Regions from separate parts of the Mus musculus genome. Here region 2 is linked to region 1. A link is a loop called in an ENCODE intact Hi-C map of the cell type or tissue named here. Cell type or tissue: left cerebral cortex. All regions are shown on one strand. Each heading gives the region's core, and the rest is flanking DNA. Links, peaks and the distances in the headings are about the cores only. Region 1 holds the start of Angptl2 (angiopoietin-like 2). Region 2 overlaps Ralgps1 (Ral GEF with PH domain and SH3 binding motif 1).

Evidence for each region. Hi-C counts contacts between places; a loop is a spot of excess contacts. Peaks named below come from ENCODE experiments on the same cell type or tissue, not always from the same donor. Only the 100,000 strongest peaks of a DNase experiment are listed, where the experiment ranks them.
Region 2: a loop joins it to region 1, with 2.1 times the contacts of the local background. A loop is called at or near these places in 5 of 42 quality-filtered maps.

Annotation. Positions count from the first base shown.
Region 1 is chr2:33,215,887-33,224,211 of GRCm38, forward strand. All of the region lies in intron 8 of Ralgps1 (Ral GEF with PH domain and SH3 binding motif 1), which reads right to left. It overlaps Angptl2 (angiopoietin-like 2), which reads left to right and starts at 75. Exons shown (of 5, transcript NM_011923.4): 1 at 75-567. In left cerebral cortex, for the core only: a CTCF peak has its summit at 3,505 (motif pointing right); DNase peaks (open chromatin) are centred at 3,497, 3,995, 4,550, 5,626 and 1 more place; H3K27ac peaks cover 3,883 bases.
Region 2 is chr2:33,262,034-33,270,358 of GRCm38, forward strand. The region is part of intron 7 of Ralgps1 (Ral GEF with PH domain and SH3 binding motif 1); the gene reads right to left. Among named protein-coding and RNA genes, the nearest start is that of Angptl2, 50 kb to the left of the region's middle. In left cerebral cortex, for the core only: a CTCF peak has its summit at 3,970; DNase peaks (open chromatin) are centred at 3,954, 5,282, 6,481 and 7,230; H3K27ac peaks cover 2,387 bases.

The DNA.
Region 1 (8,325 bases), core at 174-8,173:
CCGCCAAAGCAGGCAGGAGGGGCTGGGCCAGCTGGGGCTGGAGCTAGTGTGACATCACCAGGCGGCCCGCCCCTGTCTGGAGCTGAGGGGAGGCCCAGAGCTTTTCTGGGGCCTGGGGGATCCTCTTGCACTGGTGGGCGGAGAGAAGTGCCTGCAGCCAACCAGGGTCAGGCTGTGCTCACAGTTTCCTCTGGCGGCACGTAAAGGCTCCACAAAGGACCTGGGAGTTCAACTGAGGCTGCTGCTGTCGGCCTGGGGATGGACCCCAAGCCCTGAGTGGTGTTGTTGGACCCAGGACCTGCAAGAAGCATGCACTAAGGCAGCTGCGGACCACACTGTGAGGGAGAGCAGGTTGGGAGCAGCCCCGGTGACACCAGAGCCAGCCTCATCCCTAGGAGCTTCAGAGAGCATAGACTGCTGCCAGCTGAGGCCAGTGAGGCAGGGCTGCTCGGCGGCCAGTCCAGCCTGAGACTCGGGACCTCTCCTGGAGGCCACGGCCAGGCTGTGCTGCTGATGGCACCGTGAGGCATGTGAAGCGCTGCTCCAGGGCCAAGCAGGAGAGAAGAGGTAAGGGGTCAGCTCTCAACTGCAGCAGCCAGGGGAAGAGGGGCTTGAGACGGGCAACCCTGACTCCTCCAGCTTCCGTGTGCAGCTGGACCCCACAGGGGTCAAACCTTGCTTTTGCTCAGAGCTGAATCAAGCATCTGACCAGGCAGAGGACTGTGAATACTTGGGCAGGGTGGTGTAGAGGCACAAGCACACTGGGCTGGGATGTTGAGGACTTCATCGGTGAGCTCCACTCACCTCTTTCAGACAAAGAGCCTCTGGGGTGAGCCGGTTTGGCTGTCGGACACAGGCTGGTAGCCGGGTATGTGCATGTGTGTAGGTGCGGATTTGAAAGGGCAGCAGGCTGAGAGTCGCAGGGCAGTGTAGGACTGGGCAAGTTGTGTTCAAGCTCCGGACTCCTGCACACCCAGCCAGCTAGAGTTATGCTACAGCAGAAGCAGATGTAATGCGGACCTGAGGCAGTGGGGGCCTCAGTTCAGAAAGTGCCCTGGGCCAGGCAGCACGAGCTGCCAGCGTGCCAGGAGCAGAGGCGTCCTGTGCGGGACAGAACATGTCACCCACAAGTTTCTGTCGGTAGGACTGGGGCAAAGTGCTGCCCTGACTTTCCCTCTGCGCCCAAGGATACAGTAGATGGATCCCAGGTCTCCAGCCAGCAGGATGTGGCTGAGAGACTGTGGAGGACCTGCTTTCTGAACAGCCTAGTGAGGGGACACAGCAGGCGCCACATACAGAGTCAGTCCCTTGAAAGCAAGCGCTTCAGCATGAGATAACATTTCCAAACAGAAATTCTCTGCTGATCCCTCCCCTCTCCCTGTGACATCCGTGTCACGGGTCAGCTATTGCCTCTGCTGTGGGATTAGGAGAGTTCCCAGAGGCCAGTGTTGTTACTCAGAAAAAGATCCCTTTGAGGAAGACTGAGAACACAAGTTCCAAAGCTAGCTCAGTGCTCTCCACATGGGTTCTTCCAAGTACAGGCCTAGTATGGCAGCGATTATGAGCTGGCTCCTGTCTGAACTCTGTTAAGTGGCAGATCACAGCTTTTCTAAACCTCAGTTTCCTGATCTGTGAAAAAGAGGGCTGAGAGCCCAGCTCAGCAACAGCCCAGCAGACACCTGCAGCAACCCCACAACACACATCTAACTACCTCCATCTCCCAGATGAGGAAGCCTGGCATGTGACTTCAGGGTTTCTTCAAGTCACACATCACTCACTGCTCTCCAGGGGTGGCGCACGAGATGTGTTCAGAGTCTCTAAAGCCCTGGTTACCAGTTATTAGAGCCCAACCATCAGCATGCCCAGAGGGAAGAACCAGTACCCCAACTCTTGCCCTGACCTGGATACATTCTCTAAAGCAGCGGTTCTTAAGCTGTGGGTTGCAACCACATCAGATATCCTACATATCAGATATTTGCATTACAATTCATAACAGTAGCAAAATTACAGTTAAGAAGTAGCAATGAAATAGCTTTATGGTTGGGGGGGCAGTCACCACAACATGAGGATTAAAGGGTATTAAAATAACTTTATTTTATATTTTATTTATCACATATATTATTCATATATTTATATTTAAATATAAAATAATAAAAGAGTATTAAAATGTATTAAAGATACTTTGCATCTTGGACTGGGCTTGAGCCACCTGTAGCATTTCTACATCCTAGAAGTATATTGTAAGAAAACATACAACTAGACCAAAACTTCTAACACCACTCTCCCAGGCAGGATGCTATCCTGCATCACCCTTGGGATCTGCCTACTGGCATCCCTGTCAGAGCCACAGGGATAGGAAAATGGAGCTTCCTTGGTCCCGCAAGAGGGCCACCGGCTGCACCTGTTGCAGAGGGACAAGCAGAGAACAGACTCCAGCAAGCCTGGCCGTGGTAACTACTGCCACACAACACCAGCGTATCTGAGCCCAGGGACAGAGGTTTCCTGAGTTCCTGGTGGCATTTGGAAAGTGGCTGTGAAGTACATGCTTCCAACTCAGGCTTCTGGGGTGGGTGACACTGAAGGTTTCCTACTGCAGTGTGAACCTGGTGGCTTTCTGGCCTCTGCAAAGGTTCTGCCTAACTCTGTGAATCTGGCTAAGACATACAGATTACCACTGGGCAAGGGGAACACAGCGGAAAGAGATAGGTGGACGGCATGTAGGAGTCTAGCGACTCATGCCCAGCATGGCTGTGGGCTCACAGGCAAGAACCCCACAACAGTTGCCCACTGGGCTTGGTGAGCAGGCACTCCATCTTACTCCATCCTTACTCCTACCCTAGAAAATGGGTTCCTGTTTCAGATGAAGGAATAAAGAAAGCTAACTTGCCCAAGCTAACAGCTATGTGATCCATAGGCTTTGAACCTAGTACTGTGTTTCCAAAGCCCACTCCCCCTTCCATTGTACTCCACTACTCCACACGGCATCCTGACCTCTCTGTCCTGATGCCGCCCTATGGCCCTCCCTGGCTGTCAAGTCTGCTTTTGCTGACCTTAATCCCTCCAAGAACAGTGTGCTTCCCTGGCGTCCCTGCTGCCTTCTCTGCAGGGACCCACATCTGCAGCGTGGGGAGTGGAGCTGCGCGGTCCACACTGTTCCCACCCTGCGTGTGGAGGGCAGAGCCTGGGGTTCATCCACCTGACAGGATAGGCGTGCTGGCAGGTATTCCCATCACTGGCCGGGGAATCCTGTGAGGCTGCTGTGTGGGAGTTCAGCACCTACCCTGGGCCACACCTAACAGCCCTTGAGGCAGCACAGGCATCTGAAACAAACACAGCAGACAGCCAGTCTCTGGGAAGGGCAGGTATATTCAGCCTCTGCCTCTCACTGAATCACAGCCTACTTTATCTGGAAGGTTCTCATCTTAGGTGCACACCATAGAACAGCTGTGCAGAACCTAAGAGCACTAGGATGAGATAGGCAGACTGTAAACAATTCTACAAACACCCAGCAGATGGCGCGAGTCATAAGAGATGGCCCTGGGAGCTGATACAGAAGTGGAAACTGAGGCTCCGGAACACAGTACCTCCCATGGCCTCTCCATCGGTGGCCCACAAAGGAGGAACCCCAGCTTTAAGCTGCCCCTCCAGCTCAGCTCACAGTCTGCTACAGCCATACAGTAGAAATCTCTGTGAAGAACTAGATAGAGAAGTGAATCTTTCCTGTAAACTTACAGAAAACGCCGAAGAGGTTACTTAAGCTCGGGCAGCTTGGAGTTTACGGTGGTAGATAGTACACATCAGAATCCTTATTTGGGGGAAGTTTCTGTGGCCAAGCTGTATCCTGCTCCTAACAGGAGCAGGGAGTTGGGGGAGGGTGGGGGTGTTACAGCATCCGGTTCCATGTATACATTGCCATGAGACACATTCTGATCACAGGAATGCTGAGATGCTGGGTGTGGAGCCAGGCCTCTGACAATTGAGCCATTGTGCAGGTCCACTCCCTGGTGAAACCAGCCTGTCTTGAGGCCAGCAGCCCTAGAGACTTGGCCTTGGTCACTCAGTTCTCACACAGGCAGATGGAGACCACCACAGAAATGCCCAGAAGGGACTCTTATCTTCAGCTCCCAAAGACTCCCAGGTTCCCGAAGGCCCAAGCCTTCCAGGGATGGATCCTACTCCAGTCTCTGCTGTGGAAGGTTGGACTGCTGAATGACTCTCCAGCATCCACCCTGGACAGCAGAGGAGACCTGCAGGGTGGATGAGTCCATGAGTAATGAGACAAACCTCAGGCACTTCCCCTCCCCCTAGATCCATCACTTCTAGTCCCCATCCTGGTTGGGTCATGGGGCCCCTTAGTTGTCCTGAGTACTGCCACCTGAGTTAGGAATGCCTGCTGCTGAGGGCCCCTGGAGCACAGAGCCCTCATCTCTTTTTTCCTGCTTTGTCTCTTACTAGTAGCCAGGAGAATAAGTAGAACAAACGTAGTCCTTGGTGTCTAGTTGCCGAGGTGCTGCACTAGCAGCTGGGCGTGCTGAGGCGACTCTAAGAAGCGCACACTCTGGGGCAGCCAGCCAGTACAGTCTGAGCTCTGAGTGCTGGATGGACAGAACTGTTCTTGCAAGCTGGCGTAGAGAGGAGACTTCTGCACAGAGAGGTGGCCTTAAGAGGTCACCTTAGAAAGGAAGACAGATACATACCAGATAGAATTGTGGGAAAGGGCTCTCCAGGCAGAAAGCATGTGAAGGTAAGATGCATGTAAGAATGCTGACTTAATGCCATGTGAATGTTATTTAGTCCTGGAAGTGCATATGGAGTGAATTATAGCGTAGTGTATTGGCCTAGCACACCAAATGACCTGGGTTTAATTGCCTAACACCCCCTAAAATGGGCACTGGCACACAGGGCCTGACATCTCAGCAGGAGGGTCAGGAGTCTCATGGGCATACCAGCCTTGGCCAGTCCCCGGTCTACTTGGACTACACGAGACTCCGTCTCACACCCACCCAGATGCAGGGAGAAACTTAGGAGCGTGTGGGTAAGAAAGCTAGCTTGAAGCCCACCCCTACCATCTGGCAGCCCTGGTCCTGGCCCTTGTCTTCATCCCTTGGCTCCATTTGTTCATCTCTGAAATGGGGATGAATGTGAAGGAGGCATCTCTGTTGGCTGAGGCGACCTTCTGTGTCAGCTACTCAGCTGGGCTCAGGAGAGACGCTCCGGGCAATGTCCAGGTTTTCCAGGAAGCTGCCTGGGGCAGTGGTGTGTAGCCAGCCTCAGACACCTCCCACCCTGGCCCCCAATCCAGGGCTCCAGAGCACACTAGGCACCACAGAAAATGCAGCAGCCAACTCAGAAGCTGGCCTCTCAATGGCTTCTCCAGACACTCCCTGCCTCTGCTCTGCATTCCGTGACTCCTGGCACAGAGGGTTCCGTGTGTGGACTTTGGGGGAATCTCAAAATGGTTCCCTAATAATGCAGCAAGAAAGAGCAACAGCAGAATCCTCATCCCCCTGGCATGGGCACCCAGCTCCCCAGCCTAACCACATCCCCTATGATCTCACGGTGTGACCACAGTCCGCCTCCACACAGTCAGCCTTCCCTGGAAGCCAACGGCTCACCCGTGGCATGTGCACGAGAGCCTGGGACTTCAGGCTTGCCCCACCCCATCTCCATCACTCCTGCAAGCACAGTTGGAGGACGTGAACCTACTCTCTCTGCTTCTCTGGTCTGTGCCTCTGCCCAAGTCACTCGCAACAGGGCCGACCCCAGAATGGAGCCCGACTGGTAGAGGGGAAGGCTAAGCCAGCGGGTGATGGAAGGAAGGCTGCATGGAGAGGGACTTATATAAGGTCTGACGATTGCTAAGCTGAGAAGTGAGGAGGAGCTGGCTGCAGCTCCCTGGGGGCCCTCATGGTCTCTCATGAGGGATGATTCACAGGATGCTGGGTTGAGAAGGGTGGCAGTTGGAGACTGGTTACTCCCACCCTGGCCTCCAGGCTTGGGGTGATTCATGGAGGACAAATGATACACAGTTCCTTCTCCAAGCTACCCAAGGTGAGTCTACCACCGTTTGTCTGCGATGCCCATTCTGGGGTCGCTCCACTCACAGGATGAAGAAGCTCTTTCTAACGTCCAACAAGACTCACCCTTGTACTGACTTGAAAGTCAAGTCTGCTCAACAGTAAGAAGCAACTGCATCCTGGCCATTAGACAAACAAACAAACAGGAGTCTTTATTCATAGTGGTGGAGAGGTGACCTTGGAGTGAGGGCATGGGGCTGGCACTGATCATCAAATATGGTTCTGATGTTTACTCCAGGCGATCTGACACCTTGGAGCCTGGGCTTTCCTTGCTGCTCAGTTCAGGTGTGATCTGCATCCTAGGTCAGGCATCAATACTGTGTTTCCCAAGTGCTAGTAATAATAATCACAGAGCACCCAGTACCTGGAGCCATCTATGCACAGAGATGTGAAGGCCAACAACACAGAGTGTAGGGGTACACATGTGCAACAAAGTAGACGGCCAGTGCTCACACTCCTGCTGCCACATCCCCCACCTGATGGCTCTGTTTAGACACTTACTCTGCAGCAGGCTCCTTCCCCATCCTGGTCAGCGGCAGGCTTAGAAACCACTGTGCAGGCATGCTGGGTCTTCCTGCAGCGTTTACAGTAATAACCATTTGCCGCCGCTTAAGTTTTTGCTGGGCTCTCTGGTGTCCTGATCTTGGACTTGCCATCTCCATTCATGCTCTGATTCTTCAGACTCACTCAAGCACAGAAGCTGGAGGGGAGGGCTAGCCAAACGCACATGGGCCTTGTGGCCTTGGCAAAGGTTACTTTTTAGGTCTCCAGCATGGCTGGGATGCCTCCTCAAGTTTGTGCTCGCAGCTGGCAGTGCAGTGCTAGCTGGGGTGGAGAAGTGTACTCTTCCAGAAGAATACAACCTGCATTGACCAGAATAGCCCCCAAGAGCCAATTCTGCAGACCCCAAGACACCCCTAGCCTCCTTCTGCCTAGAGGATCAGAAGGCTTGTCTTGGAGTTTCCTGTCACACTGCTTTCACAGCAGACCTACTTTGGTGTTTCTAGTGTACCTCCTGCCTGGTTCTGCTACTTCGTAGTTCCATGACAACAACAAGTGATGGTCTTCAGTCTCAACAGTACCCCCCACATACACACAACATACCTTTAGCCTTGAGTGCACCTTGTGGTAACTAGATAGATATAATACGCTGAGGATATACATGGCTCAGCAGGCAGAGTGCTTGGCTAGTTCTCATTAATCCTCAGCACTGCATAAATGGGGGTAATAATACAAGCCTCACACCCAGCACTGGGGAACTGGAGGCAGGGCTGATCCTCAGCTTCACAGGGAGTTGAGAGCTGGCCTGAGACACATGTGACCCTATTTAAGGAAAAGGGCAGGAATACTAGAAATACATAAGCCCACAAAGACCGTGAGTGTGAGAGCTCACCACCAAAGTTCCTCAGCATTTCAGCAGTCAAACGGAGTAACTGCCCTGCTGTTACTTAGGATGCAGGTGTAGGCCGCCAGCACCTGGCTACATGGCTGTCCTGAAGCCATGGGCCCTTCCCAATGGGCTGCTGGGAACATTCAGTAACATGGTACAGACAAAGTGCTTGCTTCCCAGAACTAACTGGCTGCAGCTATTTGTATTATCTGAACCTTTCTCGTCCATTCCCAATGTTTGTGATAAGAACCCAGAAGCATATCCCAGGCCAGCAGCTTCTGCCACTGGGCAGGAGTCAGCTCTGTATTACCAAAATGATGCTTCATCCCATGAAGTAGCCCAATGCCCAGGCTACAGTGCTGTGATGGCCAGAGGGATGCAGACACGCAGTGTGTGGCCCCATCACACAGGCCAAATGGGGACACTAAGACAGCCCATAGGAGGCTGGGTGAGACCCAAGCCCAGGGAGTCCTCCCCATGTGCAAAGGCTGTCCTGCCACGTGGTTACTGCAGCCTTACAGTTAGAGAGAGGGAAGCCCGGCACAATGGAAACTCCTCACCACACAATGTGGAAAAGCGATTCCGATCGGTGTTTTTATTTTAATTTCTAAGCCAAGGAAAACAGTTGGGTTTGCTTTTCTTTGTTGGTCATGGGGAGAAAGCAAGGAGGGGCACTTTGCCTAGAGTTGAGCTAGTCTCCAGCCTAAGACGGCTGGAATGCTGGGGGGTTACTTCTCTTGGGATGCAATTAGCTGAATAAATATCAAGAAAGCAAAAGTAAACAGACTCATTACTGCCCATTCAGAACTGCCAAACTAGCAGAGGATGGTTAGACTCCTTAGAGAAAACAAATGCTTG
Region 2 (8,325 bases), core at 26-8,025, 46 kb after region 1:
CTCCTACTGGCTGTGTAGAAAGCACTGTTACACGCAACTCGCTGACCTCTGTGAACCCAAAGGCAAAAAGAAGCCGGAACGGCTGCCTGTATTTCAGGTTCACCATCACTAGGGCCAGGTGGCTTGCCCAGATAGCTCGGACAGACCTTTAATGTTGAAAAAGGCATATATAGAGACATCATTTGATTTTGTTTTGTTTCTTTCAAGGCATGGTTTCTCTATGCATCCCTGGCTGTACTAAAACTCACTCTGTAGACCAGGCTGCCTCAAATTCAGAGATCTGCCTGCCTCTGCCTCCTGAGTACTGGGTGGGTTTAAAGGTGTGCACCACTGTTGTATGTAGCTTTATGCTACTGCTTTTACTACCGAAGGCAACTGCAATTCCAGCCTCCTCCCAGCTTCCTTTGAATCCATGGATAAGACACACACACACACACACACACACACACACACACACACACACACACACACACACACACACAAAGTTTGTTCCTTCTCAACTTGCCTTAAGACACAATTGCTGGGTGTTACTATCTCCCAGCAGGAAAAGCATGCTCTAAATAATATTTTTTATCGCTGCTCCTTCCTCCTGCCCTAAACTTCAGTGGCTAGTCCCACCTAGCCCCTGCCACACATTCCTGTCCACCTGCCTGTAGTAGTGGCCAAAGGCCCTGGCTCCTCCTGAGACCTTACATGGCTGCTGGCTTCTTCTCCCTCCAAAGCATGACAAATAAACTCCTCCTCTCCACCCAGCAATTAGTTCCTGACTTTCTTTACTGATAGATCAAGAATCAACTGGAGAACAGGACCTTAGCATTGGAACCACCCCCTTCACACCACCACACCTGGCTTTCCTTTTTAACTGATGCATGCAAACTATAACTCCACTGACTTCCCTGAATCATCTACACTCATCCAGTTGTCACACAAATCCTGCTGCCTTCACTCAAACTGAGGCTCAGCCACTCAGACACCCAAACAGCTAGCTCTCTGGTCCCAACTGGGCCTATGTTCTCCACCATGTCCAGTCCACCCAGGAATCCAATCCCTGGATGAGCAGCACCTCAGATTGCTGGGTGCTTAGACTATAGGTCTGTCACCTCTGTCCTTCCTGGACACACACACACACACACACACACACACACACACACACACACACACACAGAAGGGCTGGATTTTGTGGATCTCCTAAATGGCTCTATTCTGTACCTACAAAAGAAATCAGGTCATGATCAGATTGCTCAAGAATAATTTATAAATTGCTTTAAGAAGAAACTTAACAGATTTTCCCATGATGTGTTTGACAACCAGTTAGGAATTTTCTTTACTAAACTGAAGGAATGAATCAAATAAAAGAGGACACAGGAGTTTTACTATTACTATTCAATAACAGTAAAAGAGATTCTGGGATAATCAATGAGAACAGCTCAGAAGACCACCTGCCTGGTAGCACATCTGTGGTATGAGGGATGGTTTATGCAATAAAAATAAACAATTTTGAGATTATATGTAAGTCTGGGGAATAGGTGGCTAATATGGGAAGGGAACTTTTACAATTATCTATCTGTGTGAAGGAAATGTGTGTGTCTATCACATGAGCTTCTGTGACTGAACTCAGATCACAGGGCTCAGGCCAAAGCGTCTTTACCTGCTGGGCCAGCTCACTGTCCTGAACTTTTTTAAAAGAAGAATTGGAATGACCAGGTCCACTACTCAAGAAAGTGTGGAGTACTTCTGTTTCACCTTCTGACCAAACAGGAAAGCCCGCGCACACACTACTAGCCACTAGGACCCTGACCTCTCATTTAACAAAGATGGCTTAACTATGTGATGGAAAAGTGTGGAGGCTAGACCTAGAAAACTAAGCCACTATGTCTATACATTGCCTAAAGTAGGTGGATCAAGAAACTGTAGCAAATGCTCATGGGTGGAGCTGTGGCATGGACTCCAAGAAACCACTAACCTGGAAGGCTTACCTCTAAAGAGGGAGGGAGTGGGAAGAACAAGGGGTGGAGTAGCAGGGAGGATTAGGGATGTCAATGAGCCTTTCAGTACTTGGCAATCTTTTTAAATTAATGTGCATGCATTCATTATGCTGATAAAAATTCTTTTCAGATTTGGGTCTTTAAAAATAGTGCTTGCTTATTCAGAAAATAGCAGCACCTTCACATGTTAACCTTTTACTACTGTAGAGTCAGCAACTGTGACCTTCACATGGACTGAGGGTCTCTCAGATTTCAGCACTTATAAGGAACCACAGGAAAGGTCCATCAGAACCTCACGTAATCCAGCCACTGCTCAACCAGAGTCGGACACAGACTTCAGCCATTATGCTCAGGGAACAAGGAAAGGAAAGGAGATTATGAAAAACCTCACAGCCCGGGACAGCCAGAGGACTCAGGGGCTCAGTATGGAATGAGTAAGGAATAAAGTGGGGGCATTTTAGAGATTTTAAAATCTCTTTGGCTATATAATATCAGTCAAGAAAAAAAAAGCTACATCCCAGCTCTGCTGCGCTGGAGAACACTGTACACAGCACTCGGGAAAACTGTGACTTTGAAACACAGTTGAGTTGAGAAGTGTCCATGAAGCCTGCTATCATTCCGACTTACTGCAAGGCTGCTTTTGTGTCTCACTTGGCAAGTGTGACCTGTGAGGTCACAGTGGTGCTGGCCTAGCTTGCTCTTCTCCCCTGTCCCTCCCCACAGAAGGAATGCAGCTTAAAGGTGGTCACAGGACAGAGCAACAGAGCGGATGAAACATCACAATGACTGGGAAGCAGATGTGTTAGAAACTTCTGAGTCTCAATAATCCTGAGGAGAGAAAGGTAAGAAAAGCCAAGACGGGCTGCCAAGATGGCTCAGCCGGTAAGAGCACTGACTGCTCTTCTGAAGGTCCTGAGGTCAAATCCCAGCAACCACATGGTGGTTCACAACCACCCTTAATGAGATCTGATGCCCTCCTCTGGTGCGTCTGTACTTATGTATATTAATAAATTTTGGGCCAGAGCGAGTAGAGACTGAGCGAGTGGAGTTGACCGGAGCGAGCAGAGGTCCTAAATTCAATTCCCAATAACCACACGAAGGCTCACAACCATCTACACAGCTACAGTGTACTCATATACATAAAATTTTTAAAAAAATTTTAAAAAGCCAAGGCTATGTATGGGATTGCTGACAAGATGTTCTCAAGCTCACAGCAGGCTGAACCATTTATAGCAGAAATCTATATTGAAAGGAAAATCTACGCTGATAAAAATCACTTATAATTAAACAAAGACACCCAAAATAATGCTGAGCTGAACATTCCAAGCAAGAGGCTAGAAAAGCGGGGAGGTAAAAATACTTTAATGCGCAAACTGAAAAAGAGAGCTGACCACCACACTTCCGGCAGGGACCAGACCCCAGAGCCACTTTATAAAATGTCAACAAAACAGAGCAAAAAGAGAAACATTTACTGCAAAGGCAGGAAGCAGTTACATACTATTAGTACTGAGCCAAGTCCAGACCCCACTCTCACATGAACTCCAATTACAAGGTAAAAAACGGAGTCCCATGTTGTTCATTCTCACAGTGCCTGTGATCTTCCAAAGGCCAACTGAGACTGAGAAGCAAGCACAAAGGCCCCAGGAGGATCTGGGCAGGAGGGGGATGCCCTGGGTGTGAGCGAGCTGCTCTCCTGTGCTCTCAGGGCCACCTGGGAGTGTACACCTGCCATCTGACACCCACCAGCTCCTCCTTGGTCTGGGAAAGTAGCTCAAAGGTGGAGGTTACCTCCATGAAGGGCAAAAGAAAAGTCCCTCCAATTCCAACCTACGAGGACACTGGCATTGTGTTCCTTTGCCTTGAGGGGAAAAGAATAACATTTCCTCTTATGTGGGTCTATTTTCAACAAAGAGCCTATCGCTCCAGATCTATTTTTAAAACACTAGCTCCAGATTCTACTTCAATCCCAGTGTCTGCCGCTGGCTGGTGTGGGAAGACTGCTCAGTGCTGTGGACACAGGAGCACAGTGTGGAAGCTACAGGGAACTAAACTGGGGTATTTTTTTAAAGCAATTTTTTAAATGTCTGGCTATTTAGTGTCTGTTTCTGAAAGACAAAAAGGCTGCCAAGTCCCATCCCAGTGCCACACATCAATAGCAATGGACAGCATTCATGGAAAAGCTGGTACTTCGAATTTTAGTGGTATTTGGGCTGTTTGCTTTTGTCTAAAAGGCTATTTTAAATTCATACAAATAGAAATTAACTTATAGAAATTAGTCATATAAACAAATTTCTGCCCATTGGCAAAAAGTTTTGTCTCCTGGATACCACTGACAATCACCTAGGGAATCCTGATTAATCTGAGAACCATGTTAGAGGTAACTGTGGCACTTCCGACTGGGGACCTGTGACAATGTGGTGGTCTATGTTAGAGATGTCTATGGAATTTCTGACTCGAAGTTGTAACAGTACACTTACTGCATCTTACAGTTAGCAAATCTTTGGCAAGGACTCATTCTGTATTTCTAAGAACCAGAATTGTATCTTTTAAAATAATCCTTTAACAGCTGGGTGGACACAGACATACTTAACAGGCACATGTACATACATATTCTACTTATACTTTCATCATGTATTTCATTTATCATTTATTTATTTTATTCTACTCATGGTGATTTCAGGAGACAGACCCCAAAGCGCTCCCAGGTCTACAACTGGGAGGCAAAGATCTGGACGTACACTCTGGCCAAGGGCTCCCCTGGGGCACAGAGCTGGTATGTGAGTGGGCATTCTGTCTATGTGCAGCTGGGCTGAGCACTGAAAAGGGCCCATAGATGATGTAAGGAAGCTGCAGAACACTTCATGAGGGGTCAGGAGGAAGTGAACAAAGCCATTTTGAGGTAGGGAACTTTTAGCATAGAGGGGTCCAGAGAGGCATCAGAGCCCACAGAAGGCAGAAAAAGTGACCTGGAGGTAGGAAGACTGAGGGATGTTTGAGGAACAACAGTTTGGCTAAAATACAGCAAGTATTGCTTTGGATAAGAACAAAAAGGTAGGAGAGGGAGGGAAACCTGCCTTTTGGCAAAGTCTGTTATTAACTTGGCCATGGTCATACCAAGTCACATACCACCATCTTGCCAGCTTATTCTATTTTCTCAGCTACTTCAGCTCAACTTGCAAATGAGATACTAATTGCAAACCAACAAACATGAACACTGAATACTAATCAAGAGTGGGAGACTGAGCTGCCAGTGGTGGTGTTAACAGGGCCTCTGGCCAGCTCTCATTTGTGGCATACAAGGCTTGGGGCTCTGAACGGCCCTATAGCTGTGGGAAGTAGATGTTGAGCTGACAGAGGCTGGTTTATATCAGATGGGTATGAAGTACCAGGGAAACCATTTGGTGTTTGGTCTCATTGGAAAAAAGCCTCTATTAGGTTCTTGGTGCTCAGGAAAACACTCAGTGCCCGTGAATGTGGCACACCCTAGATGTACCACCCATGAGCACGTACCAACCCTCTAATTTAAGCTCAGGACCTTTCCTTTATTCAAAAGCATCACTGAAATAGAGAGCTGGGTGTGTAAATGGTTAGACCGGCTAGGGATCTTTACCATAATGCTGTAAGAGAGCGTCAGCATGCTGGCGCTGCTCTGCAGGAGCAGTGGGACATGGGGCCTCTGACCAAGCAAGGGCGGGCAGGGGGCAGGGCAGGACAAGGAAAACAAACCAAAGCTCTCTTTAACCAGGTTCCAAACCCCCAGATCTGTGTATACACGGGAGATCACTCCAGCATGGTGTGAGAACAGACTGGTAAGACCAAAAGCAAAGAGACTGGCAGAAGTCAATGATAGTCCAGGTCATACATGCAGGGTCTGCTTTTAGGGATGACAGTTTCTGCAACCCGTTTAAGAACAGCCAAGGAAGCCGGGCGTGGTGGCGCACGCCTTTAATCCCAGCACTCGGGACGCAGAGACAGGCGGATTTCTGAGTTCGAGGCCAGACTGGTCTACAAAGTGAGTGCCAGGACAGCCAGGGCTACACAGAGAAACCCTGTCTCGAAAAAACCAAAAAAAAAATAAAAATAAATAAAAAAGAACAGCCAAGGAGAGCTGAAAATAAAGCTATGTCTGGGCACAGTACTGAACACTTTCACTCATCTACTTTAATCCTTGCCATAAGATGGAGGCTGTGTGCAGCTTCTTCTTAGGTTCCAGGCCTCTCCTTTCCTCTCTGTAGCCTTGGCCTCTCATGCCTATAAAGCTGCATGCATTCAGACCCCAAAGCACAGCTGCATATTATCATAGTTGTCTTCTCTCCCTTTGGATCCTCTCGACTGCATAGTTTCTGTTGAGGTAACACGGCAATAGATGGCTGTACACAGCATATTTGTAGCACCCCTGTGGTGGGGCCTGAAGCTGGGCCTCTCCCCTCAAAGTCTGGGCCCCAGCTCCAAAGGCCTAGCTACACTGCATCATCTTAACAGCTCAAGGCCTAGACTCTGGGACACAGCTCATATTTTATTTTTAGCCCATGGTGCCTTCTCTTTCTTGGCCTGCAGTGTGGCTCTGCTTGGTGTATTAACGTGGCTCTATTTTATGCAGCATTACTGTATCCACATAGTGTAGCAGGAGACAGGGAAGGGAAGCCTTATTCCTCGTCATCTCAGCCTGCCACTTGCCAAAGGTCCAATATACAGGTTGTGAAGACAGTGTCCAGGCTCTCTGTCTCTCTCCTGGAGTCACGGTCAGAGTTCAGACATGCAGCATATCTGAGGTTAAAGGAACACACATGTAGAGAGGGCTGGGACTGGATGGAGCAGGCACTTCAGGGGGTGTGGGGCTCATGAGAGAGGTCTGGCCTAGGAAGACAGACACAGTGACAGCCCTCCAAGCTGGTATGCATGCTCACCAAGGAAAGAAACACCACGGTCAGGACCAAGGTCAGGACCAAGGTCAGAACCTTACAGTCACAAAAGAAACCAGCTGTCAGAAGAGTGGAAGAAGAGCCAGCCTGGGGAAAAAGGCTTCCAGGAGGTGGAGGATGGGCAGTGCCCGATGCTATAGCACTGGCAGGCACAGAGGGTGAAATGTCAGCTTCCCCAGCGACAATGCTCAACTTTTGAGGAGTAGTTCTGGGCTGGCTCCTGCTCCTACCATTGCCCTCCCTGGTCTTCCACTGCCCCATCTGCCTTGTCTGGCTCATCTTCCACCTAGACCAAGGCTCAGAGCCATCTGAGACTGGCAGCCCAGGCTTCCTCCAGCCTCCTTTTATCGAGCCACAGGAGAGCTGCCAATGGTGCTGCTGAAGATAGGGAGCAGCAACACTTCCTGGACAAAGGGGCCTCAGAGCCAAGCATAGGAATGCCACACATCTGCCAGCCATGGTGTCTGTTCTCCTGATGGAGATGGGAGACTGAGAACACTGATCTTGTATGGTGTCTTTCCAGGTCCCGCCCAGCAGACCAGGTCACACTGCCCATCAGTGGTGAGCTCCATGCCAAGGACTTCAGTTCTCACTATGCTGCTGCATGTGAGTCAAACTCTGGATCAATTCGGTGGGAAAGAGAGGGTCACTCTGGGCATGTGCACAGGGCAAGCAGACCATGCATATGGCACATGGAATCCAATAGGTGACTGCCCTACACTTCACAAATTCCATGGCCTAGATCTCTCAGGAATAAGGTAGCCTCTTCCAAGATAATTCTGGTTACAAAGAGATCTTGGCAGCTTATCAGTTGCTAGGGTTCAAACTGAGGGATTCCCTTTCCTCCCTTTCTTGCCTGCTCAACAATCTAGCCACAGGGACCCCTGGGGGCCGCTCCTCAGAACACTCTGCATCACTCTATTCTCTGATCCCCGCTCTACCCAGTTAGCTCCTGGACTCCACCCTCACCCACTCACTGGACCCCTGGTTTCTAGTCTTGGTCTCCATTTCTCCTGATTTGTTTTCTATACATTAGTGTAGTGATTAAAAACACAAAAAACAACACTAAATGAAATTACGTCCATCTCCTCTTCAAAGCCCTCTGTACACTTAGAATGGTACCCTTTGTCCGAGGCTGAGCCCAGCCACACTGACCTGAGGGTCCCTTAGTAACCAAAGTTCTTCTCCCTATACATCTGGGCATCAGATATTCTCCACCCCTCACCCTCTGTAGTTGCTCCTGCTCTTGTCATCTGAGTCTCAGAATGAAGGGCACACTGGGGGAGGGCTCCTGAACGCTCACACAGAAGCTGCCCTCCTCCATCCACACCTGCTATAGTCTGCTTCCATTCCTGTCGCACTGCACCTTATTTATGCATTCAACCAAGATCCCTTGATCACTCTGTGTCAGCAGCCAG